2 separate regions of the Homo sapiens genome follow, and region 1 is linked to region 2. Evidence: chromatin loops called from intact Hi-C (ENCODE). Cell type or tissue: heart right ventricle. All regions are shown on one strand. Each heading gives the region's core, and the rest is flanking DNA. Links, peaks and the distances in the headings are about the cores only. Region 1 holds the start of SNORA50B (small nucleolar RNA, H/ACA box 50B). Region 2 overlaps LARGE1 (LARGE xylosyl- and glucuronyltransferase 1).

Region 1 (15,594 bases), core at 2,834-10,833, 100 kb before region 2:
TTCAGCTGTAGTAGCCAACTTGGTAGGAGGGCAGGAGTCAGTCTGCATGGACCAGTTTCCAGGATGATTCTGCTTTCATTATTGACCACTGGGTACTCATTTTGTTTTATGTTATGTTATGTTATGTTATGTTATGTTATGTTATGTTATGTTATGTTACGTTATGTTACGTTATTTACTTTTTCTTTGAGACAGGGTCTTGCTGTCACCCAGGCTGGAGTGCAGCAGCACCATCCTGGCTCACTGCAGCCTCAACCTCCCAAACTCAAGTAATCCTCTCACCTCAGCCTCCTAAATAGCTGGGAACACAGGCACATGCCACCATAGCTGGCTAATATTAAATTTTTTGTAGGCACGGTGTCTCGCCATGTTGCCCACGCTGGTCTTGAACTCCTGGGGTCAAGTGATCCTCTCACCTTGGACACCCAAGGTGCTGTGATTACACATGGAAGCCACTGTGCCCAGCCCTGGGCACTCATTTTAAAATGCTGAATATCAAGGAAGAAGAGTAAACAAATACATGGATCGATCATTTATGCATTAAGAAAGTTTAACCTGAAAAAAAAAAGAGCCTACAACAGAACCACCAATTAGGTAATTAAGAGTGCCAACCTGGTTTGCTGTGTCCAGCTGTGTGTGCTGGCTTGTGTGTTTCAAATAAACCACCAGCGACCGCGGAATGAATGAATCCTGAGCTGTGATTGATGTGCTTCCCAGTAGCCAGATGTGGTTCTCTGCATTTATGTACTAGTGGAATAGCAGGGGGGATTCCTAGCGAAAGGCTGTTTAGGGATACATTTTAATGTGGTTCCAGAAGGGAGTGGAAACAGCCCTCTCATTTTTCTTTATCTGATCCTGGGGGAGCTGGGACTTTTTTTTGAAACCAACTCTATCCATTCCTTTAATGATCATCTGAACAGCCAAACCTTCTGGGACTATTATGCATAATCCTTCTCTAAGCTGAATCTATTTTCCCTCATCTGTAGATATATCTATCCCCCTACTCTTTTTAAAATAAAACTGATTAATTATAAGAAAATAGATATGAAATGAAGCACTGAGCTGCTTCTTAGCACATCTCAGCCCTTCAGTGATGGGATTTTGCTCTCAAGATGGAGAGGTCCCATAAAGGGGCAATTTTTCAGAACAAACACACAACAGATTAGCCACAGGGTAGGCAATTTAGGTACCTTTAAAAGTGTAGCTGTCGTCCTCACCGTTGACAAATACTTACCATATACCTTCTGTGAGTACAAAGATTATGCAGAGCAAATTCCTAAGGCACAGAGTCCGCACCATGGAAACATAATTTAAATTTCACTCTGGTTGAGGCTGTTGAAGAATGCTGGGGGTCAAGCTTTCTTCCCTGTGTTGTTGCCTCTGCTTTCTTTTTTAGAGACTAGTAGGTTAGTGGCTTTTCTTGCTGGCCTCAGCTTTTCATGCTACCCACATGCAGACACACACACACACACACACACACACACACACACACACACACACACACTGTACCCCTCACCCCTCAATTTCTGTGACTCTAATTACTGTTTGTTTCCTCCACTTCTCTACCCATTTCTTTCGTCTCTTGACCACTCAGAGTCAAGGAGGGGTTTCCTGATGAATTTCCATTGATGATGGAGTGGACTGTGTGACTCACCTAGTTACCCCATGGCTGGACCCACCTCATAGCCAGTGGGTTCATGGCCTCAGTGAACATGCCCCTCTTGTGCTGGTCTCCTCTAGAAGCCTTCGAGCCTGTGATCCGTCTTCTCGTGCCTGCCTGAAGGCTGTTTAGATGCTCAGTGCAGGGCCATTTCTCCCACTGAGGCTGGCATCTTTACTAGCTCAAGGCCATTCATTTCCAGTGTTAGGCCTGCAATCCAGGCTCCAGCTTCCCTGTCCGGGTAGGATTTGCCCTTTTTTTTTCCCCCATCCCCAGGGTTCCAGGGTTGTGCCAAATGGGATAGTGGTAGTGGTTAATGCTCTCCAGACTCAAACTTCCTGGGGTTGAATCTTGGCATTAGCTCTACTTGTTGGGTGGTTTGGTTGGGACAAGTTACTCCACTTTTCTGGACTTCTGCCTTTATAAAATGGCACACCACTCAATATGCAGCACACGTTAGCTCTTACCTTTATTTTCTGAAATCTGGAGAAGATAATGTCTGTTTAAAACCCGTATTTCTAGGTCAGGCACGGTGGCTCACGCCTACAGTCCCAACACTTTGGGAGGCTGATGCAAGAGGACTACTTGAGGCCGGGAGTTCAAGAGTGACCTACGCAACATAGCAAGACCCTGTCTCTGCAAAAAAAATAAAACAATAAAAATAAAAATTAGCCAAGCATAGTGGTGCTCACTTGTAGTCTCAGCTACCTGAGAGGCTGAGGAAGGAGGACTGCTGGAGTCCAGAAGTTTGAGGCTGCAGTGAGCTATGATCACACCATTGCACTCCAGCCTGGGTGATAAAGTGAGACCCCAACTCTAAAACAAACACAAACAAACTCATATTCTTACCTTTTCCCTTCTCTGTGCTCTTTCCTTTTAGTCTGGTCTCAGAGGTGTTTCTGCTCATATCATTTGGCCATAGGTAGCAGGCAGTTTTCCTGTACAGCATCCTATGTATCGGTCAGCTGTGGGCAGCTCACCTAACTTCTCTCCAGTAAGGAGGTCGGCCTCATTCCTGGTTTCCAGGGTATCCTTCAGACCCATGGTCTATTCAATATTTTAGGACACATTTGAACGAAAGTGTGAAGAATTCTAAATTGAGGCGTAGTATAGCAGAGGATTTTAACACAGGGGTTAGAACCCTTGAAAGAGACCAATCCATTCTAACCTTCGGATCTCAGTTCTTCCCTGTCTCCTATCCTGCTGCAGACCCCCTGGACGCTTCGCTCCAGCAGGTTACAAAACATGGGAGCCTGGTGGCCACCCCTTGCTCTTGCATAGCTCCCTTAGCAGGGCTCTTCTCTCTCCTGCCTTGCTTCACCTTGTTCACCTGGGGAAACTGCTGTACCTCTGTGGGATTAAGCTGGAGCTCGGTGTTTGTCACCCTACAACTGCTCCTATAACACTTGGCCCTCTCTTGCTTGCTTGGGATCTATATCCAGCACAGTGCCTCGTACACAGTAGGGGCACAATAAATGATGAGCGAATGATTTCTTACGTAAAGATTTGGGACAGTTTACTACCAAAGGTCTTCTGCAGCTGTGTCATTTGTTGCTTTGGAAATTTCTAAGTTTTAACTGGTCTTTTGAGAAAAAACATCATACAGCATTTATCGTGTACTCTAATGCCCCTTTTTCAAAGTAATGACTTCCCATTGAAATGTGCCCCTGGTTTTAAAGAATTTTGCCATTTCCTTCTCTAATGTGTAGGACGACTCCGTTACACTTGGATCGATGTACCTGCCATTGTGGTGATCTTGATTTATTCTACTCAAATGACAGCAGAGCTGTTGGAATGTTATGAATTCCTTAGGAATTTGCATCATTCTATTCCTCTGCTCAGAAAAATCAAATGAGTGCCTTGTGCCCATTGTGTCCAGTCTAAATGCCTCTGATTAAAAGAACCTTTTGTGGTCCCCCAGGAACTCTCTGCACCTGCTGCTGTCATTTCCATTCTCCTTTCTTCAGCCAGCCAGGGACGAGTTGTTCCTTTCCCCTTGACACACAGTATGGCTTCTGAGCCTTCCTTGCCACTGTCTTCCTAACTTGTTCAGCTCCCTGGCTGGTTCATCACCATGATCATGCATTAGACCATGACCTAGCCATTTTCTGGGGCCAATTCTTCCAGTTTTCATTTTTAATTTGATTCTTTGATTCACTGGTTCAGTCTCTTCTGAGAAGACGTTAGTCTTTAAAACCTTTCCCCAGACTGCTTATTCCTCAAAGGCTTAACACCGAATACAATTTGTATTACATTATTCTGCATTCTTAAGTTTTGTTTTTTTTTTTCAATCTCCTTGAATTGCTTGTAACTGCCTTGCTGTCATGAGCTATTGTCTTCTGCTTCTTTGGAAAGTGCCCAGGGTAGTTCTTTGCTCGTATAGCTACTCAAACAGACATTTGTTGAACGGCAGTAGCATTTTCCAAGTGGGAACATAGACAACAGGGACAGTGGAATTATACGGTGATGATGAAGTTTTCCTTTTTTTTTTTTTTTTTTTTTCTGCCTAGCAAAGGTCTGATGAGAGAGGAAAGTACATCAAAGTAGCATTGGCCAGCTGAGCGTGGTGGCTCACGCCTGTAATCCCAGCACTTTGAGAGGCCGAGGCGGGCAGATCACCTGAGGTCAGGAGTTTGAGACCAGCCTGGCTAACATGGCAAAACCCCCGTCTGTACAAAAAATATAAAAATTAGCTGGGCTTGGTGGCGCATGCCTGTAATCCCAGCTACTCGGGAGGCTGAGGCAGGAGAATGGTGTGAACCCGGGAGGTGGAGCTTGCAGTGAGCTGAGATCGCGCCACTGCACTCCAGCCTGGGTGACAGAGCAAGACTCCGTCTCAAAAAAAAAAAAAAAGAATTAAAGAATTAAAATGGAGAGTAGGTACCTCTAAACAACCACGCCACCTGGACCACCCTGAATAGAGGAGAATGAGTTATGAAGGAAGCGCGCTACTGCCTCACCAAGGATGAGTTTAAATCCAAGTGCAGTCTTGGCGTGCATTCAATGCAAATGACTAGTAGGGGTAAAGCTAGATAGACCCTAGATATGAGTCCCAGTGCCACTCTTTTTAGATCCATGACCCTCTGGTAAGTTCCTTCACCTTCCTCAGCTTTGGCTCTCTTATTTGTAAAACAGGGCCTGACGCCAGCAACCTCACAGGTCTAGGCACCTTCGTGGCGTGGTGGGATCGTGTTTTCAGGGTCTTGGAGGTCTGGATTTTAAACCTGGCTCTGCTGCAGATGAGCGGGGTGGCTTCTGAGAATCACTTACTTCCTGTGTGTCTCATTTTGCTCAGTGGTATAAAAGTGGTAATGACTGTGATTGGCTGAATTGCGCCCCTCCATGTCCGAAGTTGTGTTGAAGCCTTAACCCCTGATACCCAGGAATGTGACTGGGGATGGGGTCTTTACAGAGGTGATTAAAGTAAAATGAGGTCATTATGGTAGGCCCTAGTCCTATCCGACTGGTGTCCCTATAAGAAGAAGAGATTAGGACACAGATACAGAGGAAAGACCCCATGAAGACACTAGCAGAAGATGGCCAGCTGCAGGCCAAGGAGAGGCCGCAGAAGAAACTAACTCTGGGCTGGGGGTGATGGCTCGCGCCTGTAATCCCAGCACTTTGGGAGGCCAAGGCGGGCGGATCACGAGGTCAGGAGTTCGAGACCAGCCTGACCGACATCGTGAAACCCCGACTTTACTAAAAATACAAACATTAGCTTGGTGTGGTAGCACATGCCTGCAATCCCACCTACTCAGGAGGCTGCGGCAGGAGAATCGCTTGAACGCGGGAGGCAGAGGTTGCAGTGAGCCGAGATAGCACCACTGTACTCCAGCCTGGGCGACAGAGCGAGACTCTGTCTCCTACACACAAAAAAGAAGAAACAAACCCTGCCAACACTTTGATATCAGACTTCCAACCTCCAGAACTCTAAGAGAATGAGTTCCTGTTGTTTCAGCCCCATAGTCTGGTATTCTGTTAGGGCCGCCCTAGCAACATAGTATGAGGACAATCACCTGAAGGTATGAAATGCCTCAGGCAGGCATGTAATGTCTGTGTTATGGCGAGGGGCACTCAGGAGGGCTTCTGGCTGGGCTGGGTATGAGGGTCTCTGTCTACGCATTGGCCACCACAACCCCCTTCCAGAGCGTCTTTTCCCCATAGACAGCCTCAGTGCCCAGTGCACTGTCATATCCCTTAGATTTTTCTTTTCTCTTTCCCTCCCTCCCTCCCTCCAATAGCAGCTCCATATCAGCAACTCCTAACTTCTATTCAGTCCGTGGAGGCTGGACTCACGACAGTGCCAAGCTTGGTTGAAAACACTCTTTTCTCCTCTGGGATAGGTGCTTTCTTAGTCCTGAGCCTGACATTCTACACAGTGGCCAAGGGAATTTTCCCTAAGGGTCCTTCTGGGTGATATTTGGGACTGGATCCTTCTCAGCAGCTTGGACATCGTCAGCCTGGTCAAGTGTCATCCTCTCTAAGGCCCTGGCTCGTTCCATCCTGTGTGTGTGCACAGATGTCCATATCCTGGGTCTCTGCTTGGCAATTCTGCAGACACTTCCAGAGCTAAGCACACTCTGGTTCCCTAGTTTCTCTCTGGCTTTCTCAGATGTGCTTGATATTGTTGATTTTTATGGGGGTTCTCGCCCCCAGGGCCCTCACAGTGCTACTAAAATCATAACAGTGACATCAGCCACTTGGGTGTGTGGGTCGACTGTGGGAGGCAGCTCCATCTGGAAACTAAAAAGAGACACAAAATCCTCTTCTTTTGCTTCCCCCGGACTTATCTGTATCTTTGCAGGTAGACAGGGCCAAATGGAGAATTTACAAATTGACACTTTTCTAAAGCAGCTTGATATTTTAGAAAGTTCCCTTGATTCCAAAGAACTGAGACCAGGGAGTAAGATTGGCTGCAAAGCCAGAGCAGTTGGAGAAAGGAGGGAGCATGATGCGTGTGTGCTTGGACAGTCTTGGTTGTTTTGCATCAGAAATATAGCCACAAACCCCATCTATAGGATTTTAGGAACCTAATAACCACTTCCAGCTGTTAACACCTTGAGACTTTCTAAGTTACAGTCAAAGAGGATCCCTGGCAAGCTAACATTGATTTTATAAATTTTGTTATAGGGAGGTTGAATGTTTTTCCCATTCACCTGGATACTCCCTGTATTTTACTAATGGACTCACAGTAAAATGATGGGCCTGCTTGTGCCAGGGGGCAGGTGTGGCCCCGGGAGCTCTCCCTTTCTCACCTGACAGATGCATCTAGTGTCAGGGCAGTGAGAGAGGGAAGCCAGCATGTTTTCCCCATTCCCTCCCACATCTTTAGTAGCCATGATATTATTCAGCTAGAATTGGTCTCGCGTGCCAGTTCTGGATCTACTGAAGATGACAGAATTCTTACTGGATGATGGGGTGATGGTTGCTTTTTCAGGCTGCTTTCTGGTGACATTCTGGAAGACACACCTTAACACATATATGTTAGTTTTCTGTTGCTACTATATCAAATCACCATACACTTAGTGGCTTAAAATAATACAGATTTACTTTTTTATAGTTCTGGAGGTCAGAAGTCCAAAATCAGTCTCACTGGACTAAAGTCAGGGTGTCCATAGGGCTGTTTCATTCTGCAGTGGTTTCAGGATCTGAGATGTCATGGATTAGGAAGAATTTGAGATTGTACCTGCCTGAGGGCAGAAAAGGGCCAATTCACAGGGATTTATGTGTCTCTGTCTTTTGACGAAAAGAACTTCTAAGAAGGTAGGTTAGCTATGCAAATGATCTGAGGCCCAGGTATCTTCTGTCTGGATTTGCTGAATCATTTCCTTTCTTTAAAGCGATTTAGTTGATTTTTACTAGAACCTCTTCCATCCCCTTCCAGAAGGAGAATCTGAAATTACATCAAGTTACTTGTTTAATAATTTTATTAGTTGTCCTGTGACCAAGACTGACTTACCCCAGGTAACACATTGAGTTATGGGCCGAGTTGGGACTTGAACCTGTGGCTTCTTTCCTAGCCTTGAAGCTCACCCCTTATACCAGGATACTCTTGCTGCTTTCTAGGAGCTCCCCCTTCCTGTTTCCTCCTCTGCAGTGCAGATGGTGCCATGAGAGGGAGCTTTCCCTCTGTTCTCAGGCCCTGACGAGGTCCCTCTTGGCCATTGGAGGCGGTACCCTGGAGGCTTGTGTGGGGGTGTGGGCTGAGCCGTGTGATCCATGTTTGCTATAATGGGAAGCAGCTCCCAGAAGAGAAAGACATGCATTTGTATGCAGCCAGTCTGATGGGGTTGAAATAAACTCAGCACTGATCAAACGACACACAGCCAGCACATTGCAGGGAAGACAAACCAACATGGAATGCTGATTTTTCTCACTGTCATCTTTAGAAACCTTCTTTCTTGTCGCCCACCGGGGCAGTTAACTGTTAGGAGCCAGCCCTGTGTTCAAATCCATTTATTGATGGATGTGTTTTCCATTTATCATCTGTGGGACTCTTGGGTGATGTTTCTTTTCCGAGCTCCAATTCTTTCATCTATAAACTGGGCATGTTAATGGTAACTCATAGATTTTTAGAGTTAAAGTAATGCAAGTGCCTTACACAATGCCTGCACGTATTAAACATTCAGTAGTAGGTAGGTGCTATTATCATCATCGAAAACATTATCATGTTTATTGCCTTATTGACTTGGATGAACACGGTAGTGTATATAATAAAGTAGCCAGTCTAGAATCTGGCCTGTGGTTATCTGTAATAAATGAAAGCTGTGGAAATAGTGTGGGATAACTCAAAGACCTGAATAATTCAGCAGATACAATGGAGTTGGAAGATTCTAGGGACTTAAATTCTTCTCCCAGCTCTGTCTCAAAATAACTGCATTGCCTTGGACAAGTCGCTTTGCTTTCCATAACTTCACTTTCCTCATCAGTGAAATGGGGCTGAGCATTGTGTGGTATTGGAAAAGAATAACTGAAGTGCTTAGTTCCATGCTGGAATGAAGTAGAGACGTGAGCAGTGCTGTCTTATCTGACTTACTGGTGGGATCAACATCGCTCTTCCTGGAGAGAGCCAGGTCATCACAAGAACCATAAATTGTGCGTATCCTTTAACTCCATGATAGACCCTTCAACTCAATGCTTTTATTTTCAGGGAAATACTGTCTCCAAATATAGACTCTAAAAGAAAAGATGGAAGGGGGTGGAACAGACTCTGCAAGAATCTGTTCATGACAACGCTGTTGAAAACAGCTCAAAATTGAGGCTTCAGCAGTGCCCAGTGTTGCCAGGTGTGTGTTGTGTTGTGCTGTATTGTGTGTGTTTCCACCACAGAGCCCTTTGTGGCTGTGGGACCTGTCAGACGCATGAGACGTGTAGCTTTCTAATTTATGGGGTGCACCATGGTGGCAAGTGTTGGTGATGGCCACACCCTACTGTTTTGATGGAAGGACAGTGACTTGGCCAAGGTTTTACAGCCGTGAAATGTCTCAGTGAGGATTTGAGCTCAGGTTTCTTGTGCCTGGGTCCTCCTTAGTGTGGGTCCTCTGCTCTGGCAACAGGCAGAGCACTGCTTTAGAGCCTCTGCGTGTCTGGCTGTGGCCTCAGGGGTCTAGCAGCAGTGCTAGAGCAGACCCAGCTTGTCAGATCCGGGGCTGCTTAGAGGCCACCTAAGTGATTCCTTTGGCAGCAAGCAACATTCGGCCAAGGACATAGCTGGCGGGGGCCCTGACAAGGGGTGTGTGAGTGCATAAAGGTTGGTGTATCAGGAGTAAGTGAGAAGGAGGAGGCCGGCTGGAATTTTACCCTTCAGTGCTTTTCTGTGTGTAGACAGAGATTGGGCGGAGGTAGGTAGGGACCATGTGTAGGTGGATTATCATCTTTTCCAGGCCTCACTGATGAGTGTCGTGCCTTGCAACAGTAGTGCTCAGGGAATCAGGCTCAGTTGCGAGAGGCTCCCGGCAGATGAGGGTACTGCCCAGAAGGATCATGGAGAGCTCAATGATGGAATGTTCACAAAGCTTCTGGCCCTAAGAGAGCACTCGGTGAGCATGGGTTGCCTGTCCCGTTCCTGGAGTTGGGGCAGGGTGGGACATTTGAACGAGGTCTTTGTAGCCATACAGCAATCATCAGGCCAGGATTCTGGGGAGAAATCCCCAATTTCCAGTAAGTTCCCCTGTCTGCACACCCGTGCTTGTACTGGGTCACAGCCCTGCAGATACATGTATGCATCTTCAAGAACATTAGAGTGGGATTTGGAGGCATAAAATAGCCTTCCATATTCCTTTGTTTTATACAGTATACATCATTACTTTGTTTTATACAGTAATTACAGTCTATAATAAAAGAAATGAGTCAATAAAATGGATAATTAGACATGTGGTCATTCCTAAGATTTAAGATCTAGAAATATGACAATTCAGCGCTTTAGTATCCCTCTGCTAAGACGCTTTAGTGGAAGCTCCACATTGAGGATAAAACTTAAACTCAGGCTGGTGCACAGATCCTCCCATGACTTGGCCTGAGCCTGCCTCCTCTAATTCATTTTTCTGATGTTCTTCCTTAACATTCTGGAAGACACACCTTAACACATATATGTTAGTTTTCTGTTGCTACTGTATCAAATCACCATAAACTTAGTGGCTTAAAATAATACAGATTTACTCTTTTATCGTTCTGAAGGTCAGAAGTCCAAAATCAGTCTCACTGGACTAAAGTCAGGGTGTTCACAGGGCTGTTTTCTTCTGGAAGCTCTGAGGGAGAATCCCATCCCCTTGCCCTTTTCAGCTTCTAGCAGCCACCTGCATCCCTTGGCTTGTGGTCCCATCCTCCATCCACAAAATGAATCACACCACTTTCTGCCTCCATTATCACACCAACATTCCCTCCGACGCCGACTCTTCCTGCATCTCTCTTATAAGGACCTTTGTAATTATATCAGGCCCAGCAGGATAATCTGGGATCATCTTCCACCTCTAGGTCTTTAATCATACCTACAAAGTCCTTTTTTGTTATGTAACGTGATACTCACAAATTTCAGGAATTATCAGGAGGTAATCTTTGGGGGGCATTATTTAGTCTATCATGATGTGTCTCTCTAGTCTTTTTTTATTTTATTTTTTTTTTTTTTTTCACTTTAGGCTCTGGGATACATGTCCTAAACATGCAGGTTTGTTGCATAGGTATACATGTGCCACAGTGGTTTGCTGCACCTGTCAGCCTGTCATCTGGGTTTTAAGCCCCACATGCATTAGGTATTTGTCTTAATGCTCTCCCTCCGCTTTTCCTCCACCCCTCTGATAGGCCCTGGTGTGTGATGTTCCCCTCCTTGTGTCCATGTGTTCTCATTGTTCAACTCCCATTTATGAGTGAGAACATGCGATGTTTGGTTTTCTTTTCCTGTGTTAGTTTGTTGAGGTTGATGGTTTTCAGCTTCATCAATGTCCCTGCAAAGGACATGAACTCATGCACTCTAGTCTTTGTACCTGGTGTTTGCACTTCCTGGAACACCTTTTCCTGCCTTCTTTGCCAGGGTAACTCCTAGTCACCCTTTAGAACCCCGTCTCAGGGTCTTCTGCTCTACAAGAAGACAACTTTGTACCTAATCTTTCTCCTGCTCCATTGTTCTGGCAATCTGCCCCTCTTCCTTGCTTATCTAATATCTTGAGCCTACACATCTAGTAACATTTACCTCACACTGTATTGTAGTTATAGGTTTATTTTTCTTGCCTCTGTAGTCCTTGGGGACAGGAGCTGCTGTAATTTGATGGATGCCCAGGATAACAGGGACCACAGCAGGAACCTTATCTCACACCATAGAGGCATCCCAAGGAGAAGCCCTTTGTCCTGATTTCCACGTAGCCTTCCTTGTTGGCCTGGAATTACATTTCCTCCTAGAAACTGCAGTCCATTGGGCTTCAGCTTGTCAAGGTCCCGTGTTTTCCTGTCCCTTCGACTGTCTAATTCCCTCTTTGTTGGTCTGCTGTAGATTAGCCTAAGTAAAAGTGAATAGACAATTTCCTATTAACATTTATATTGCTTTTCTTTTCTATTTCTCGGCAAGGCCCTGAAAACTAGGATGGCTGTGGAAAAATGTTGTTTTATCTAAATAATGTCCCTACTGGGGGCTAGATTCTGGCTTTTGGCTGGGCCTTGGAGAATGGTAGGTGTGGTGGACACATGAGCCCCAGGAAAAAATTAAGGCGCAGAGGTCAGTCCAGAAGCTGCAGATTACATTCAGCAAATGCATATTGAATGCCTACTATGTGTCTGCACCCATGCAAGGTCTTAGTGCATGTAATTCATATCTAGCATTTATTAAGCGGTTATTATGTTCCCAGCACATAATATGTGCCAAGCATTGTTCCTAGTGCTTTACCTTGACTTTTTGGAACAACTCTGTGAAATGCAGCCACAGTTATTGGAGGAGATGGCAGTGGAGCCGGCTCTTGCAGATGAGAAGGATTGGGACAGGTTTTTATGACAGAGGAGAGGAACACTCACACTAATGAACTAGCAAAATCGCAAGACACAAGTAGATTCAGACACCCATGAGCACAAGAGGCCGACACTCAAATATCCCCTAAGAATCTGATTACTTCATTGTGCCCTCCCCTTTTGAGCTGTCACCATGGATTCCACTTGCAGCAAGGACTGCCATGTTGCTTCCCTATATCCATTGTCCCTTTTCTGCTTAGGAACAGACTTCTGCTTACATTCAGGAGAGCAAAGCAGCCAGATAAATGACTGTCTCCCTGCCCCTGTGGCAGTTGGGCATGGCCATGGAACTTCAGGGAATCCACTTACAATCACTTTTGCTGTTGAGATGTGTCCCCGTTTTTGGCCTTCTCTTCCACTACTTTTGGCTGCCAGCCTGCAACAAGGATGTTGATGCTCTAGCATGATATTGGACACTGAGGGGCCTCAACCTAGAGCTGAGGATGGTAAAGCAGAATGTTGGGATCCAGGGAAGTCAATGGCACTGTTAAATCACGTTCCACCCTACACTACCAACCTCCTGACTTTCTGGATGTGAGAGAGACATAAAAGTCCCTTTGGTTTAAGCCACTGTTATCAGGAATTTATTGTCACGCGCTGCCGAGACTAATTGCAGTGGATGCACTGTTCTGTTTCCAGCAACCTCCTTTTCATCTGCAGAAGTCCACATTCCACCTTTGCTTTATGAAAACTTTTGGCCTCCAATTCCCATTTTCCTTTCCATCTGTTGCCGTTCTTCTGAAAACACCATCATGGACCCATCCAATCATGTATCCTGACAGCAATGTAAAGGCATCATTTCCAAGCATCTTCAGGTACTCTCCCTGTAGCACCTGCGTTCCCCTCCAGGCCGTGACCACTCCGAGTGTGATCCAGGTACAAAAAGCATCAGCATCACCTGGGAGCTGCTCAAGAAGACACAACTGCAGGCCCATCCCAAGATTATGAATCAGAGCCCGCATTTTAACAAGATCCCAGGAAATCCATGTTCCTCTTACAGGGTGAGAAACACTGCTGTCAACGTCTTTGTCCTCACTGCCAGCTGCTCACCTCAGACCACGGATGTGGAAATCCACTCTCGGGCTACACCCTCCTGTCCCTCCAGGTCTCTCATGCCTTGTCAACCTTTCCTACAAGCTTAAAAGGTACCTAAACTACTGCAGATTGCTACCCACTCTTCCCAGAACAAAATAATTGCTTTCACACTTCCCTGCTTTTGTTTCTGTTTTTCCCTCTACTCAGAATGTCCTTCAAGACCTCTGCCTACTTATGGGTTTCCTACTCACTCTTCAAGGCCAGCTCAGACACCGCCTCCAGGCCACCAGCATTTGGGGGAGAGGGACTGTGCCTCTCCATCAATAAGAGAGCACCACAGTGGGCTCTGAACAGCTTCTTCACCTATAAAATTCAGAGATGAAGTCCACCGGGACTCTTGGATCAGAATCAATCCTCTATTTCCTTGAACAGAGCATAGTTCTGGCACCCCCGCCAGCCCTCATGTCATCCCATTTTGCATTTTATTTAGTCATTTACACACATACCACTTTGGATTGTGAGGCAGCATTCAGCCTTCCGCATAGTGCCTGGTACACAATTAATTCTCTGGACATTGTAGTTAAACTTCAGTGAATGGTGACACTTGAGTGGTCAAGTTGATGGTAGATAGTACTGGGTGTTTTTCCTAGAGCATCGATTCTCAAACTCCAGCATGCATCAGAATGACCTAGAAGGCTTGTTGGAACCCCTTCTTCTCCCCAAGTGTCTGAGTTAGCAGGTCTTGGGAGGCCTCAGAATGTGCATTTCTAACTACTGTGTAGGTGATGCTGCTGTTCCCAGGACAACCCTTTGAGAACCACTGTCCTTAAGGAATACGTAGATTTGTTGCCTTTCCTGGAGGCAACAAATCTCATGCTCCTGGAGAGAAGGAAACAAATCTATGTACTCGTTAAGGACAGTGGTTACATTAGAACCTGCAATGTAAGTCAGTGGTTGCATCGGAACCTGCAATGTAAATCAATCTTGAAAATAGACAAAATAGACATGGGAATTAAATACAGAGAAATTAGATCAATGGATGAACCAATAGAGAAGTGACTGGGATCAAGAGTGCTTTGGAGTCTTGTTTTTCAATTTTTTTCCAAACAAATTCACCTAACCTTAGATGCTGCTGAGTGTAAGACATGGCATTGTTTTACATAAAGCCAAGAAATCTTTTAATTAAATCATGGCACAATTTTTTTTTATCCCTTTGAATCTTTCTTTTATGCTTATTGAAAGAACTATTTTAGACTTGGGTTTTTGTCATATTTTATTGCTATGCCTACACATAAAGAAAAGTATAGGCAAATATATTGGTTCAGATATTGCAAAAGCTTCTTTGCTTGGAATCTCACTCTTCAGAATCTGTTTTTCAACTCAGTGTCATCTCCTGCATCTGTCTACATCGTGCCGTCCTCTGCATCATCATGAGCATGGAGCATTTCTTATGAAAATCCTGTGAAGACGACACTTAACCCACTTTGCAGCTCTGTGGAGCTGGCCTCCTCCTGGCTCTGCTTCTAGGAATGTTGCTAAACACATCTGGTTCTCCATTTCTTCCTGCCTCTTCCCACAACCATTTGGTTCATAGCGGTTAAAAGAATGACTCCCTTCATTGTCTCCGGGATTTTCACTGAAGCCTGTGACACCCATTCTGCGAAGAGGTGAAGGCACTAGTGGAAACAGCTGTGTTACCCCTGCTGTGTGGTCTCCAGTGATTGCTCAAACTTTCTCGACTTCAGGGATGTTAGAATGTGAAAAATAGTTTTTCTTAGAAACAATAAAGCTTGTAAAATGCTCTCTACTTGCCGAGCAGATGTTTTCACCATCATGGGTTTTCATATAACCAGTCTCAGTTCATATTTACATCGGTTGTTCAAGGTCAGCTTTGGGAGGTCAGCCTACAGAGGAGGACCCCGAGTCTCTGTCAAACTTGCAGGCAGGCATTCGTTCACTCTTGAAAGATTTATGGAGTTCGTGCTATGTGCCAGTCACCAGGGGATAATCAGTGAAGAAATAGGTATATAAGATTGAGTCATTTAAGTGTTACGGGGAAGAAAGTAAGTCAGGGGAGCAGGGTGTTAGGGAAAGCTTTTTGAACAGACACTAGAGTGAAGTCAGGGTGCACAGCACACAAATATCGAGAGGATGCACGTTCCATCCAGTGGACATTGCAAGTGTGAAGTTCCCGTGGCAGGAGTGTGCTTGTCTTGTTGGAAGATCAGCAAGGAAGCCAGCTGGGCTGGATGAGTGGACGTTCAGTAAAGGTTCAGTAAATGGCCCTACCTGGGATGTAGCTGAGCTGAAATGTCCATCCAGATCTTTGAGTTCTAAGCTAAGGGTTTGTTGGCTGGGCGCAGTGGCTCACGTTTATAATCCCTTTGGGAGGCTAAGGCGGGCAGATC
Region 2 (15,594 bases), core at 4,005-12,004:
AAGGTCTTTTTTGCTCCATGCGAGAGGCTGGGGCTTATATATTGTACAGTGAGCAAGGGGCTGTGTGATTACATTAGAGCAAGTGTATGGCTTAGGGGCTAGAGGATATATCAGAGTGAGTTAGAGAGTCAGAAAAACAGTGAATATATTCATGAGAAAAAAGAGTGAATATTTTCATGAGATGTCCCCAAGGTTGGATAGGATAATGAGGCTAACATTTACTAAGTCCTCACTTCCTGCCAGTCCTTGTTGTAAGTGCTGCATATGTTTTAGCTCAATCGATCTGACAATAACTGTAAGGTAGGAGCTATTGTGATCAAGCCCATTTTGAAGATTTGGAAACTGAGACTCAGAGGTGAAGAAGCTTTCCCAAGGTTCAACATTTGTTCATGACAGAACCACGTTAAGAAAAAAAAAACAGGCAGTTTTGCTTTCAAGACCCAGCTCCTAACCATTAAGCTAAGCTGCCTTTCAGGACTTGAGGTTGATTGAGTGTGTGGCATACAGCTGGGTGGGGGGCCCAGGGCATACCCCCATTTCTAGCTTATGAGGCTGGGTGAATGAGGCACCTTTAACGCAGGCAGGAAATTCAAGGGGAAACCTGTGTAAGGGGCCAGGAGAGGGAAAACTGATTTCTGTTTTGGAAATTGAGGAAGCCACTCATCCATGCAGTCCTGCAGAATAAACAAAAGCCCCTCCTTACTGTGTCAGGTGGTGCTCTGGGAGCTAGGATGCAGCAGTGAATGCAAGACCCAGTCTCTGTCCCCAAGGAGCTTAAATTCTAAAGAAGAGACAGGTCCCAGACAAACACTCCACAAATCATTAGAAACTTGGTGTGTAGTAGCCGGGCGTGATGGCACATGTCTGTAATCCCAGCTACTCAGGAGGCTGAGGCAGGAGAATCTCCTGAACCCAGGAGGCGGAGGTTGTGGTGAGCCAAGATCGCGCCATTGCACTCCAGCCTGGGCAAAAAGAGTGAAAACTCTGTTTCCAAAAATAGAAGAAACTTGTGTGTAGTAGAATTGTAATTGGGTGCTTCTTGATTCCCAGGGACCTGTGGGATGTGAAAGTGGGGCCATCTGGTTGACAGTCAGATTTACAGGTTAAAGCTCAGGGGAACTATTTCGGCTTACACAGAAGCTCCAAGAAAGGTGGTCTGGGCAGTATTTTCATGTGCTTGTGCCATGGTTTGGTGAGCCTAAAAGGAAAAGGCCACTATCAGGAACTGCAGTCTGGGCCCAAATTCTTATGATGGTACCCAAAGTGGAACATTAATGGAACCCCTCAAGCATGCTGTCTGATAGGAGTCAGACACAAGCTGCTGATAGTTAGCCCGCCTTTGATTGCTGAGACAATATCAGCAAACTGCCAAGGTCTTGGTTGTCACCTGGGCTGAGGGGCTCATGTGTTTTCTGATTAAGCATTTGTATATTCTCAGGCAAGCTAATGAAACCCACTATTCCCTTTGACAATGCAGACACCTAGTATTGCCATAAAGGTGAGGGTGAGGTTTCTTTCTGGATTTACTCTGCCTTCTGGACAGAAGCTTTAAATAGACCAGAGGCAGAAGAAGATTGAAGGAGGAAGCCCCATCCTAATGTTTGTAGCATCTTTCTTTAAGGGCTTGCTCCTCTTACCCCACACTGGTCCACCTTCTGCTCTGTAACCAGGTTAAAACTTCCCAGAATTATAACTTCTATTTGCTGCCTGCTGAGCCTCCAAACCTTGTCTGGCTGTTTCTCTTAGAGAATGAAGTTTGCAGTTCCTAGGAACTCACACATTCTAGCCCAGTCTGTCCTGTAGACGTGGTCTCTCTTTTTTTCTTTTTATCCTCCCTATTTCTGGCATTAAGTAGGTGTGCAGTAAATGTTGTTGTATGATCCACCCAAATATGACTATTGTTCTTTCACAGACCTGCTCTGTACTTTACCACCTTTGTTCCTTTCTTACTCTATCAGAGTTGTCCCTTGGTATATAGAGGGGATTGGTTCCAGGCAACCCACATATCCAGAATCTGCACATATTCAAGTCCTGTAGTTAGCCCTATGTCACCTATCCCTGTTAGACTGTTCTTGTGTTGCTATAAAGAAACAACTGAGGCTGGGTGCTGTGGCTCATGCCTGTAATCCCAGCACTTTGGGAGGCCAAGGCAGGCAGATCTTGAGGTCAAGAGTTCAAGACCAGCCTGGCCAATGTGGTGAAACCCCATCTCTACTAAAAATACAAAAATTAGCCGGGCATGGTGGTGGGTGTCTGTATTCCCAGCTACATGGGAGGCTGAGGCAGGAGAATAGCTTGAACCCGGGAGGTGGAGGTTGCAGTGAGCCAAGACCATGCCACTGCACTCTAGCCTGGGCAATAAGAGCGAAACTCTTTCACTGGGGGTGGGTGGGGGGAAACTTAAGACTGGGCAATTTAGAAAGAAAAGAGATTTAATTGGCTCACAGTTCTGCAGGCTGCACAAGCATGGTGCCAGCATCTGCTCGGCCTCTGGGGAGGCCTCAGGGAGCATTTACTTATGTCAGAAGGGCAAAAAAGGAGCAGGCACATCACATGGTGAAAGTAGGAGCAAGAGAGAGGGTGGGAGGTGCCACAATCTTTAAACAGCCAGCTCACATGAGAACTCACTCAGTATTGTGAGGACAGCACCAAGCCATTAGGGATCCACCCCCATAACCCAGACATCTTCCACCAGGCTCCACCTTCAACGCTGGGGATTACCTTTCAACATGAGATTTGAGTGGGGGAAAAATATCCAAACTATATCATTCCTCTCCTGGCCCCCGAAATGTCATGTCCTCCTCACATTTCAAACTACAATCATTGTTTCTCACTAGCCTCCCAAAGTCTTAACTCATTCCATTTTTAACTCAGAAGTCCCAAGTTCAAAGTCCCATCTGAAGATGAGTTCCTTCTACCTGTGAGCCTGTAAAATCAAAACGCAGTATTTACTTCCAAGATGCAATGGTGGTACAGGCATGAGGTCAACACTCTTATTCCCAAAAGGAGAAACTGGCCAAAAGAAAGGTGCTACAGGCCCCCACACAAGTCTGCAACCCAGCAGGGCAGTCATTAAGTCTTAAAGCTCCAAAATAATTCTTGACTCCATGTCCCATACCTAGGGCACACTGGTGCAATGGGCAGGCTCCCAAAGCCTTGGGCAGGAACACTCCTGTGGCTTTGCAGTGTACAGCCCCTGCAGCTGCTCTCATGGGTTGGAGTTGAGTGTCTGTTGCTTTTCCAAGCACAAAGGTGCACATCGCCAGTGGATCTACCATTCTAGAATGTGGACGATAGTGGCCCCCTTCCCACAGCTCTGCTAGGCAGTGTCCCAGAGGGGACTTTGTGTGGGGTCTCCAACCCCACATATAACCTAAGCACTGCCCTAATAGAACATCTCTGGTGGGCTCTGCCCCTGTAGCAGGCTTCTGCATGGGCACCCAGGCTTTCTTATACATTCTCTGAAATCTGGTAGAGGCTGTCAAGCCTCCTTCACTCTTGCACTCTCCGTCCTGACAGGCTTAACACCCCATGGAAGTTGCCAAGGTTTATAGCTTGCACTCTCTGAAGCTGCAGCCTGAGATGTATCTTGGGCCCTTTGGGCTGAGGCTGGAACTGGAGAGGCCACAATGCAAAGAGCAGCCTTTTGGGGTGGTGCAGGGCAATGGTGTCCTGGCCCTGGCCCAGGAAACCATTCTTTCTTCCTAGGCCTCTGGGCCTGTAATGGGAGGGGCAGCCTGGAAGACTTCTGAAATGCCTTCAGGGCCTTTTTCCCATTGTCTTGGCTGTCGTACCTGGCCCCTTTTTAGTTATGCTAATATCTCTAGCAAGTTGTGGGTTCTTCTCCCCCACCACCCACCACCACCCTATAAAGCCTTTTCTTTCTTTTCCACATGGTTAGGCTACGAAATTTCCAAATTTTTACACCCTGCTTCCCTCTTTAAGTTCCAACTTTTAGATCATTGCTTTGCTCCTCCATCTGGACACTTTGCTGCTTAGAAATGTCCTCTGGCAGATACCCTAGGTTGTCACTCTTAAGTTAAAACTTCCACAGATCTCTAGGGCATGGACTCAATACAGTCACATTCTTTGCTAAGGCACATCAAGGGTGACCTTTAATCAAGTTCCCAATAAGTTCCTCATTCGCATCTGAGAACTTGTCAGACTGGACTTCAGTGTCCTTATCACTATCTGCATTTTGGTCACAACCATTAAACCAGTCTATAAGAAGTTCCAGACTTTCCCATCTTCTTCTGAGCCCTCCAAACTCTTAGCCCCTGTATGTTACCCAGCTCCAAAGTTGCCTCCATATTTTCATATATGTTTATAGTAGTATCTCACTCCTGGTACCAATTTTTCTGTGTTAGGCTGTTCTTGCCTTGCTATAAACACCTATGACTGGATAATTTATAAAGAAAAATGGTTTAATTGGCTCATGATTCTGCAGGCTGTACAAGCATGGCACCAGCATCTGCTTGGCTTCTAGGGACACCTCAAGGAGTGTTTACTTATGGCAGAAGGTGAAGCAGGAACAGGTACATCACATGCAAGAGGAGAGTGGGAGCAAGAGAAAGTGTTTAAAAAAAGAGAAACTCTTTTTTTCTTAAACTCTTAAAAACTCTTAAAAAAAACTTCTTAAAAAAAGAGTTTCTCTTTTTTTAAACAACCAGATCTTGAGAAAATTCACATCATGAGGACAGCACCAAGCCATGAGGGATCCGCCCCCATGACCCAAACACTAACCATCAGGCCTCACCTCCAAAATTGGGGATTACGTTTCAACATAAGATTTGGATGGGGAAAAATATCCAAACTGTATCACAGCCTGTGGGAAAAATCAGCCCTCAGTATAGCTGGGTTTCCCATTCCAGATTTTGTTGAAAAAAATCCATATGTCAGTGGACCCATACAGTTCAACCCCATGTTACTCAACGGTCAACTGCACTTCCCTGCTGAATGCCTCCCTTTCTCCTCCTCTGCCCATTTAGAGCTCCCATTTAATTGCCACATAGTTCATGGAAACCTCCCAGATTCTTCACTACCAAAATGTCATCTCTTTCACCCTCACCACCATGTAGCTTTTGTGCTCCTCCTTGTAGAGTCGTCATATATGGTTGTGCAGGTTGTTTTCAATCTAACTCTGAGAGTGTCCTGCATATTACCTGTTGGTTTATGTGGAAGGCTCCCTGGGAAGTGGGCCATTCCCAAGCTCAGCTGTTGTGGGTGGCAGCCCAGCACAGCGGCGCATCCATGTTCTGACGTTTGTGGAGTTTTTTGTATTCTGTCTTCCTCTGACTCTCCAAGATCGTAAGCTGCCTGTAGAGAACACTCGTAGCTCATTCATCACCTGTATCCCTGTTGTAACTTATATGTAGTTATTGCTTAATAGCTCTTTGTTAGATATTCATTCAGCCCGTTTTTTGTCTGTGCTTGGAAGAACTAATTGAAAATACTTCATCAAAAACGCGATGCAAAAGTAGTAGAGAAAAAAAGCAGTATCATAAGTTAATATTGGTAATAGATAACCTGTATTGAAATCTTACCATATATCAGGTAGTACTTTACTAAGCACTTTATGTTTATTATGTTATTTTATCCTCACAATTATCCAGTATAATATTCCTTGCTTCCCATTATCTCTTTCCTGCTTTGGAGATGAGAAAATTAGGCCTTGAGAGATGAAGTGACTTGCTTACAGTCACTCAGTAGGTACTGCAGCCGGGATGCCAAGCCAGGCATTCTGGAACATAGTCCAAACTCCGAACTCTTGATACAAAGTGTGCCATCAACTGTTTCTGCCCTCCTATGCTGGTGGTTACAGTGATAATACAAGGAGGGGCATTGGCTTTTTGTTGTTGTTACAGGAATATCTATTCAGGACCCATGATTCACCAGGTTCTTTGCTGGATACTGTGGATGGGGATGAAAAGATGGTTTCTGTCGTCTGTGGTCTCACAGTAGGGACAAGGAGCCAGCAGTTTAAATACGTATCACAATGCCTTGCTACAGATGGCGGATGAGCTTTTCACACAAGGTGCAGAGTTAGCAGAAGAAAGACACGAGGAAGTGCTCAAAGAAGATTTCCAGGAGGAGATGACTTACAAAGGGAATTTTGAAGAATGAACAGGAATTCATGGGGCTTCCAAGCAGGGAAGGGCATTCCATGGAGAGGGAACAGCACAAGCAAAGATACAGAAATATGGAAAGTATGATGCATTAGAGCAAATATAAGAAGCTTGGTCCATTTATTATTGTCACCCCATGGCTAAAATTAAGCTGCCCCTCTACTGTAGATGAACATGCAACTTGACCATGATATAGGCTTACCTTTATCCATTCTCCGTTAATAAGAATCCATTATGGCAACTGTGGCCTTGGGAGACAGTCGTGGAAACACTGAGGGCCAAATGGACCGTCTGTCTCCCTGGTGACTTTGTCCTGCTGCCTCTGACTTGGCCCTCAGGTAAGCCACTGGCCAGTGGGCAAACACAGCATTGTCCCTTCATGCCACCAAGCATCACCAAGGCCCAGTGGCAGCTTCTTATAGGGCATTTAGGGAAGCTGTAGGGAAAATATGCCCCTTTCCCCTGAGCATGGTGAGCATAGATAATTTTATGGGAAAGTTGCAGTCTTTAAAAGGCAGTGGGTCCCATGGGGAAATTCTGCAGTGCTGACTGCTTTTTGATTCGTTTATTCAGTTTATTACCCTTAGGCACCTGTTACATGTATGGCAGGTTGGCCTTGAGAAATTTCTTTCTTCAGGTCTAGACCCACCCATTCAGCAGCAGCACTGGCTTTGCCACCCCTGACTTCAGCTTGGTTGCCCAATCCCAGACTCACTGTCCTCCTCCAAGGTGCCTTTCTCATTGTATTCCCTGTCCTGGAGCCATTGCCGCTGACCCAGGAACCCCAGTGTTGCCTTCTGCTCCTCCCTCTTTTTTTTCTCATATCTAATATCTGTTCTCCTGAAATCCTCTAGATCCAGCTTCCTTGTTGCTCTTCCTGGGATAGACACTTTTTTTTTTTTTTTTTTTTTTTGAGATGCAGTTTTGCTCTTGTTGCCCAGGCTGGAGTGCAATGGCACGATCTTGGCTCACAGCAACCTCTGCCTCCCAGGTTCAAGTGCTGCTCCTGCCTCAACCTCCCAAGTAGCTGGAATTACAGGCATCTGCCACCACGCCTGGCTAATTTTGTATTTTTAGTAGAGACAGGGTTTCGCCATGTTGGTCAGGCTGGACTCAAACTCGTGACCTCAGGTGATCCGCCCACCTCGGCCTCCCAAAGTGCTAGGATTACGGGTATGAGCCACGGCACCTGGCCAACACTGTCTTAATCGGATTCTCATTTCACATCCACCAAGTCTAATGATCTCCTAAATGACATGTCTACATCTGTTCCCCTCATCTCCCATCTATCCATTCAGTTCATTGATTCAACTCCTACTCTCTTCTAGGCACTGTGCTGTAGATCATGGGCCTGTCTATTTGAATGTATCTGATGTGATCCTTGAGCTTGCTGAGCTCACATGGGGGGTGTAGACAAGTAGACAGGCAACCACTACATAAGGATGAGTAGGCCGGTACGTATGGCTGGGATAACAGTTAGGAAGGACCCCTGACCTAGATGTGGGTAGTCAGGAAAGGATCCTAGGAGCAAATGATGGCGGTCCTAAGGCAGACTAAGAGATAACCAAGTGCTGAATGTGGAGGTGCAGGGTGGGCAAGACTGTGAGCTCCATGACAGCAGGGGCAGTGTGGGTATGTCTGACTCACCACTGTGTCCCCAGCATCCAGCTCATCCCCTGACAAATAGGGTGTACTCAGTGAGGATTTATTGAATGAGCAACTGCGGGACAGATGCCTGCAGAGCAAGCTAAATATGATAAGGCCCAGGGTGGAGAGAGAGCACGGGGTAGGGGGCGGGAAACTGAGAGATGGTCTGTATGTCTGGAACATAGGACAGGTGTGGGGAGTGACCATGCCGACGGCCGAGAGCTAAAAGGCCAGTCATCCTGCCCCCCACACCTCCCTGAAGTCTAGTCTGTTAATTTTTATTTTATTTTATTTTATTTCATTTTATTTTATTTATTTATTTTGTGATGGGGTCTCGCTCCATCACCCAGGCTGGAGTGCAGTCGTGCAATCTCGGCTCACTGCAACCTCCACCACCCAGATTCAAGCAATTTTCCTGCCTCAGCCTCCCAAGTAGCTGGGACTACAGGCATGTGCCACCACACCAGGCTAATTTTTTGTGTTTTTAGTAGAGATGGGGTTTCACTGTGTTACCCAGGATGGTCTCGATCTCCTGATCTCATTATCTACCCACCTTGGCCTCCCAAAGTGCTGGGATTACAGGCGTGAGCCGCCGTGCCCTGTCCAAACTGTTTTAATTAAACTTTCATTGCATTCTCATGTCCTTCTCTGCTCCAACCCTGGAGCCCTACTAAGCCCCTCCGCCCCCGGCCCCCACTCCTAATACACCCTGGGCCCAGCCTTTGTCTGTTGCTCTCCTCAGATTGCATCCCCTCTGCCTTCTTCTCTTGTCAAAGTCCTGCATTTCCCTTTAGGGCACAGCTTCCCTCTCCTCTTACACGTCCTTCTGACCCTGTCAGAATTGGCTGCTGCTCTTACTCCCGTGGAACTTTGTGTTCTTTTGTAGTCCTTATCACATTCCGCCCCGTGCTTATATTTAACTGCGCTCGTCTGTCTCTGAGCAGTATGAGCTCTTTGAGGTCAGCGGGCCGGGTCATTCTCATCTTTGTATTTCCCACAGTGCTTTATTTCTAGTAGGTACTCATTCATGGCATTACGCTTTATGTCATTATTTGTAGTAGCACAATAGTATTTATGCTAGTAGTTCTTGACTGACGTATTGCTTTGTATCTAGCCAGTAGGGCGCATCTGCTATTGATTATTATCCCATGTTTATTTTTGATGTGCCGTATTTTGCACTTCTTATTTTATTTAATCAACACAGCAGCCTGATGAGAAGGTCTTTCTCCACATTTTCCAGAATGTAGAAATAGCAGTGCAGAGGGGTAAGTGACATGCTCAAGATTCCCACTCATACATTTCAGACCTGGGTTTGGAACCTGTTTCCATTTAACTCCGGAAGTTTTGCCCTTGCGTAATGCTCCTTGGTATTTCGGGTGCTGCCTCAGTAAAAGCAACATCAGACATCTCAGCTCCTAACTGAAAGTGTTCAGGGCATAATGAAGTTGTTTGCCACCAGAATCTGATTTTATTATCAAAAGTATTAAAGTAACCGCTTGGTTGGCACAGAATCCACTTTGGTCTGAGTTCTGGCCACCAAAGCTTTCAGTAGAGGCTGGAGGCCATTGGCTTAGTATACAACCTGGAAGTGGTCTATTTCAGATGAACAAAAGCTATAGAAATATTAAAAGTGAGGACAGGCTGTTACTGGGTGATGGGAGCTCCCGATGACTCCATCTTAAAGCCTGGTTTTCTTTTGGAGAGGAACAAGCAGAAGACAGAACTTACACTGTGCTATTGGAGAAGTCTCTTGCCAGCCGCCTGCAGCCAGTCTAAAAAACTTACACTACATTGTTGTGTTTCTGCGTTAAGGCTGATAAGTCAGATATAAAGGTTGACCAAATTGTTAACACATGCTCTACTTACGGCTTTCAGAAAAAAATGAATCCTAATAACAGGTATGGCGTTTGGCCTGAATTGGGTGTCAGTAGTGATTGGTGGTTGGTTGTCACTTCTCTGAGTCACAGAGGTTGGGTGAGATGACTTCTCTCCTTTTCAGCTCCTGCAGCCTCACCAGTGAGCACTGTTTTCGTAACATTCCAGATTTACTTTCACAATTGCCGTTAGAAACGTGCCCCACCGTAGGAACTGTGAAGAGTGTGTTTTTGCAGCTGTAATTCAAAGAGCCGTACCTCTCCACCTGACCCTTCCTTCTCACACTCCCCACAGACGGAACCCTCTGCACTTCCACCTTATTGCTGACTCCATTGCGGAGCAGATCCTGGCCACGCTCTTCCAGACCTGGATGGTGCCCGCTGTGCGTGTGGACTTCTACAATGCAGACGAGCTCAAGGTATGGGCAGGAGGGGAGGCACTTCCGTGATCTCCTCTAGCTGGAAGCGTTATTACTTGTGGTTGAGCAGACTGTAGCAATGCCAGAAATCTCAGCTCCTAACTGAAAATGTGTAGGGCGTAAGGAAGTTGTTTGCCAGCAGAATCTGATTTTATTATCGAAGTATTAAAGTAACCCCTTTGAGTGCACAAAATCCACTTTGGTCTGTGAGTTTTGACCACCAAGGCTTTCTGGAGACGCTGGAGAGCATTGGCCTGGTGTATAATCTGAAAGTGGTCTATGGTAGCTGTCATCTAGAGAGTTCCATTACCCAGTGAAGTAAAGGCTGAACTCAGACCCCCATGGGCTGGGGTTTAAATTTGCCTGTTGTCACTTACTGATCAAAAGACACAAAGTAAACCACGCATCTCTGCTGGACCTGTTTTCTCATCAGTAGAAAAGGTGGATGAAATACCAAACTCATGGGGATAATTAAGAGGCTCAAATGAGAGAATATATTTGAATGTGCTTTAAAAAGACACTGCTGAATAAATATTAAAGGTTATGTCAGGCTGGAGGGGTTTCAACCAAATGAAACCTTTTTGGTCATCTCTTCCCCTTACAATTTTTTTGTGGTGCCATTTTGCTTGCATCGTGTTGAGACCCACAGCCCGATTAAGAAGTCCTGTATATTCTGGCTCTTGATTCTACTTCCAGTCTTGTCACTGGCATTCCCGTAAACCTTCGCTATTCCTTTAACTCTAAGTAGCAGAGCACACCTCTGGTTCCCTTTGCCCCCTCTTCTGTGTTTGAGTCTTTGCTTATTCTGTTCCTTCCATCTGATATTTCCTTCCCACCTATCTTGCCACAACTCCTGTTCGTACTTCAGGACTCAGCTGCAGTGCCAACTCCTCTTAAGAAACAGCCTGACTTCCACAGGAAAGAGGAAGACATTTTTTGTTCACTTGTCTGTCTACTGAACCTTTCTTAATGGGGTAGGAGGAGAGGAGCCGCATCTTATTCTTTTCTATATTTCTGGTGCATAGTAGGTACCCACTAATGCTTGTGGATTTAACAAATTGCTGTGATTAGAGGAACATGTAACTTTGCAGAAATGCACTGATGCTCTGTCTCTGATCACCTTGGGAAGGACTCAACACCTAAGCATGAGGCTGACTCTGGCAAATTGCTTGTTCCAAACCTCATAAAGCCATTATCTTTTCATTTTAGAGCCATAGCATTTTTAATAGATCACTGACATGCCAGCCAGAGTTTCTGATTTTCACATATTTCAGGCTCTGAGGTTGATGGAGATGTTCAGAATTTAGCATTTGGGGATTGTCTTGGTAATTTGCGTGCCATTCCCAATCTATTCTGAGCCTAAAATTGATTAACACTCTTAAAAAGGGAAAAACAAAATTTAGCAAATTGCTGCGCTAATTAAGGTGAAAGCAAGCCACTCTGTCTCCCAGGGTCTTAGCGCCAACACCATGGGGGAAAAGCAACATGGGAGGAGGAGCAGCAGCTGGTTCCGAAGGATGCCTCTGCCGCTGTGTTCACCATTTACCTTTCTTTGGGTAGGAGTCCAGTGCCATGTCCCCTGTGAGCCTGCACCCTTTACTTTGTAAGAAGACACCGAAGTGTGCTGGGCGTAGTGGCTCATGCCTGTAATCCCAGCACTTTAGGAGGCTGAGGTGGGGAGGATCACTTGAGCCCAGGAGTTTGAGACCAGCCTGGGAAACATAGTGAGACCCCCACCTCTACAAAAAAATTTTAAAAATTAGCCAAGTGTGACGGCACACACCTGTAGTCAGTCTAAGCTGCTCTGGAGGCTGAGGGCAGGGGGATCACTTGATCCCAGGAGTTCGAGACCAGCCTGGGAAACATAGTGAGATGCGTGTCTCTACAAAAAACTAGCTGGATGTGGTGACTGCACCTGTAGTCCCAGCTACTCTGGAGGCTGAAAAAGGAAGATCACTTGAGCCCAGGAGTTCAAGACTGCAGTGAGCTATGATCGTACCACTGTATGCCAGCCTGGGTGATAGAGCTGGCATGTGGTACAATTGTAGTGGTATGCATTATGATGTGGTACAATCACAGTGGTAAGATCATGGCTAAATGATTGTATCATTTTTTTTCCTCAAAAAAGAAAAAAAAACGGAAAAAAGAAAAAGAAAATACAAAGTGATTGGGAAAAAACTAATTTCAAATCCTGGTTTACCGCCGAAGAATTCTCTAACTGGTTTTGAACCTTGGTTCTCTCAGCTCTCAGATGGCTTGGGACTGAGTCAGCCACAAAGGAAGGGGTGAAATAAGATGGGTCAGTGTACACGACATGACAGCTTCTTAAAAATGCTTCATTCCACTTGTAGCCAAGGCCAGAATGACTTAAAATGCACTCGGGTGGTGTGGCCGGTTGTGAAGTCCATCAACAGCTAAGAAGTTGAAGGAGTAAGGTACCATGGACTGGAATTCCCTCCTGGAAGCCCCTTCCATGAGGTCTCGGATGAAAGGGGAGAAGGGGAGGAAACACTGATGCTCTGACTCTGTCAGGCCTACTTTAATCCAGGGAGACCAACTGTCTATTATTTTACGTGCTGGCTTTATATATATATACATCCGAAATAAATACTTCATGGCTTAAAAAATAATAATTTAGAAAATACAATCTGATACGTTCAAAAGAATATTGTCTCTAGAGTCCTGTCCTCTAACCCGATGTCTACTATCGAAGACTTCATCAAAGTTTCCTGACACCTGCTTTTTATTCCCCTACCAATTAACCACCTGTCTCTCTCACATTCCTGAATCCCATGAGAGTGTTGTCAGAATCCAGTACAACAGTATGAAAGTATTTATAAAACGTAATTTTTTCATAATACTAGTAACTGTGGTTCATGACAAAGCCAGGATGAAAACCCAGGCCTGTCTGACTCCATGATCTATTAGTCTGTCTATGTTTTAGTTTATACATAACCCGGATCAACAACCCCAAAGCCATGATCTGCCTACTCCACCAGCCTGACAGCCCCTCTGTAGTGGCATCACCATCTGCTTAGTTGCTGTTCTGGAACTGAGAGCTCATCTTTGTCCCTTTCTCTTGCCCTGGGTCTAACCACATCACACCCTAGCGTGGCTCCACCTCCCCTACACCTACCTAGTCCATGCTTTGTGATCTTTCCCCAGCACAATGGCAAGTGTTTTTCACACTAGTCTCTTCCTTCCACTGCTCACCTCTCCTCCCCCATATCTTTTCTCTCAGTAGCAAAAGTCAGCTTTCCAAAAACAAGCGCAGTCATGCCACTCTTTTCCTCTGGGTAAAACCTTTTCTGGTTTCCTACTGCTCTGAGCTAGAGGCCACAGTTTTTGTTTGTTTGTTTGTTTTGCAGACAGAGTCTTGCTCTGTCGCCCAGGCTGGAGTGCAGTGGCGTGATCTCGGCTCATTGCAACCTCCACCTCCTGGGTTCAAGTGATTCTTCTGCCTCGGCCTCCTGAGTAGAGTAGCTGGGACCATAGGCGTGCACTACCAGGCCCAGCTAATTTTTATATTTTTATTAAAGACGGGGTTTCACCAAGTTGGCCAGGTTGGTCTCGAACGCCTGACCTCAAGTGATCCATCTACCTCAGGTGATCTGCCTACCTCAGTCTCCCAAAGTGCTGGGATTACGGGCATGAGCCACTGCCCCCGGCTGAGGCCACAGTTCTTAACCGAGTCACATCTCTCTGCGGACGCTGGCTCCTGCCTCCTTCCAAGTTGTTCTTGCACCACTTGCGTCCTTCCTCACTCTCCAGTCCTGCAGATTCATTTTGCTCCTTCTTTCCCACCAGAGCGTTCTATTTATTAAACTGTTGCCCAACCTCCTTCCTTTCCCCCATTGCTAATGAATAACAAGTTCTTTTGCTAAAGTTACGTGTACTCAGGGAAACTTTCCCTGTCTTTATCATTTCATAGGGGTTGCTTTGTTACATGTTCTCCTAGAATCACATACATTTCTTCAGTAAACTCAACACAGAGGGTATTCTTTCATGCTTTTGTGTGATGAGCTAATAGATGTCTATCTCCTATACCGTAAGCTCCCAAACCAGGATCACGTCTGTTTTTCACCACCTTTGTATCCCAAAGGCCTGACGTGAGGCTTTTAAAGATGTTTGCTAAACATTTTTAAAAGAAGCTTTATAGATGTGTGCTAAAACTCATAAAGATGCTTGCTAAATGACTGGCTTATAAAGATGTTTACTGAATGACTGATACACAATGAATTTAGAGCTGGGTCCCTAAGAATAATAAAACCGATGGCAGAGTTTCTTTATCACGGTCAGGCCCAGGAATTCACGTTTCTTTATCACTGTAGAGCCCAGGGTCACCACATTCCTAATGCCTATTTGTGTCCCAGAGGCTTGTGTGGGTAGCCAGGAGTTTGCCCACCAGCCACCCTGAAGTCGCATAGATAAGGCAGCAACATTTGCACCAGCCCACCTCCTAAGAGCAGCTCTGGGACAGGTGAGTGAGTGTCTTTCCATGACAGGTATGCTAGGAAGGAAACACATTAAAACACCATCCAGTAGACGACCTTAGGGAAGGAGGAAGAACAGGAGAGAAATGGACTTGCGCCGTGTTCCACAGTTGCATTCAGGAAGCATGTCAGATGGTACCCTCAGCAGACACCCGTGACGGCCTCCCTTGATACAGCTCCAAGAAATCACTTTGTACAGCTGTTGGAAATGGCATTTCTCAGAAATGTTCCTGTGGGCCCCTTATGATATCTGTTAGTGCTGTAGAATGAAGTAATAGGAAACAGGACATTTGTGAGGGATTGGTGCATGATTAAAAACGAACTGTGGGAAATTCGCAGTGGACTGGTACACTTCTCTCTGTAATGACCAATTAGTGGGGATTTGCAAATAGTGATGGCTCAGCCTGCCTATCTCTATGGCCTGTGAAATGCTCATTGGTCTTCCCAATGTTTACATGGCCCATTTGTTTCCGGCCTCCAACTCCTGGTACCAACAGGCTACCAGGACTGAAGGTACCTCTGCTCTGAACTCCACTCACTCAAAACATGCAGCTCCTGTCTACAGGAGGAAAACTTATTTTTGCGTAGAGCTTTGTCAATGATGCGTGCTGTCACTCATCTCTCATGATGACCCTGGGGGTTGGAAAGATAAGTATGATTACCTCCACCTCACTTAAGTTAAAGTGTGGGGTTGAAGAGCATTTGCTTAAGATTAGACTGCTAACAAGTGCTGACGCTGATATTTGACTTTTCCCTTCCCAAAAGAAATGGTATGAGATAGAGGATTGTATAATTCAGTAGACATGGATGTAGTGGAGATCTTAAGGGAATTTGAAAGATATGGACCACAGCCCCTGGGGAATGACTGTTGGTTACCACTGTTGAGTTGCACTTGAATTCAAAATTCCTCTTTTCCATGGCTTTGGATCCCACAGGCTGTGGTCTAACATCTGTTGTTTAAGAATCACTTACTCAACCATTGTGGAAGACAGTGTGGCAATTCCTCAAGAATCTAGAACCAGAACTACCATTTGAC

The links. A loop is a pair of places that touch in the nucleus more often than their neighbours do. Peaks named below come from ENCODE experiments on the same cell type or tissue, not always from the same donor. Only the 100,000 strongest peaks of a DNase experiment are listed, where the experiment ranks them.
Region 1: a loop joins it to region 2, with 2.0 times the contacts of the local background. A loop is called at or near these places in 1 of 110 quality-filtered maps.

Annotation. Positions count from the first base shown.
Region 1 is chr22:33,698,548-33,714,141 of GRCh38, reverse strand. The region is part of intron 2 of LARGE1 (LARGE xylosyl- and glucuronyltransferase 1); the gene reads left to right. SNORA50B (small nucleolar RNA, H/ACA box 50B) reads left to right here and starts at 9,222; the gene lies at 9,222-9,356. In heart right ventricle, for the core only: a CTCF peak has its summit at 7,739; no DNase peak of the experiment used is centred there.
Region 2 is chr22:33,598,906-33,614,499 of GRCh38, reverse strand. LARGE1 (LARGE xylosyl- and glucuronyltransferase 1) reads left to right here. Exons shown (of 15, transcript NM_133642.5): 5 at 9,942-10,065. Among named protein-coding and RNA genes, the nearest start is that of SNORA50B, 98 kb to the left of the region's middle. In heart right ventricle, for the core only: no CTCF peak of the experiment used is centred there; a DNase peak (open chromatin) is centred at 8,649; H3K27ac peaks cover 2,845 bases.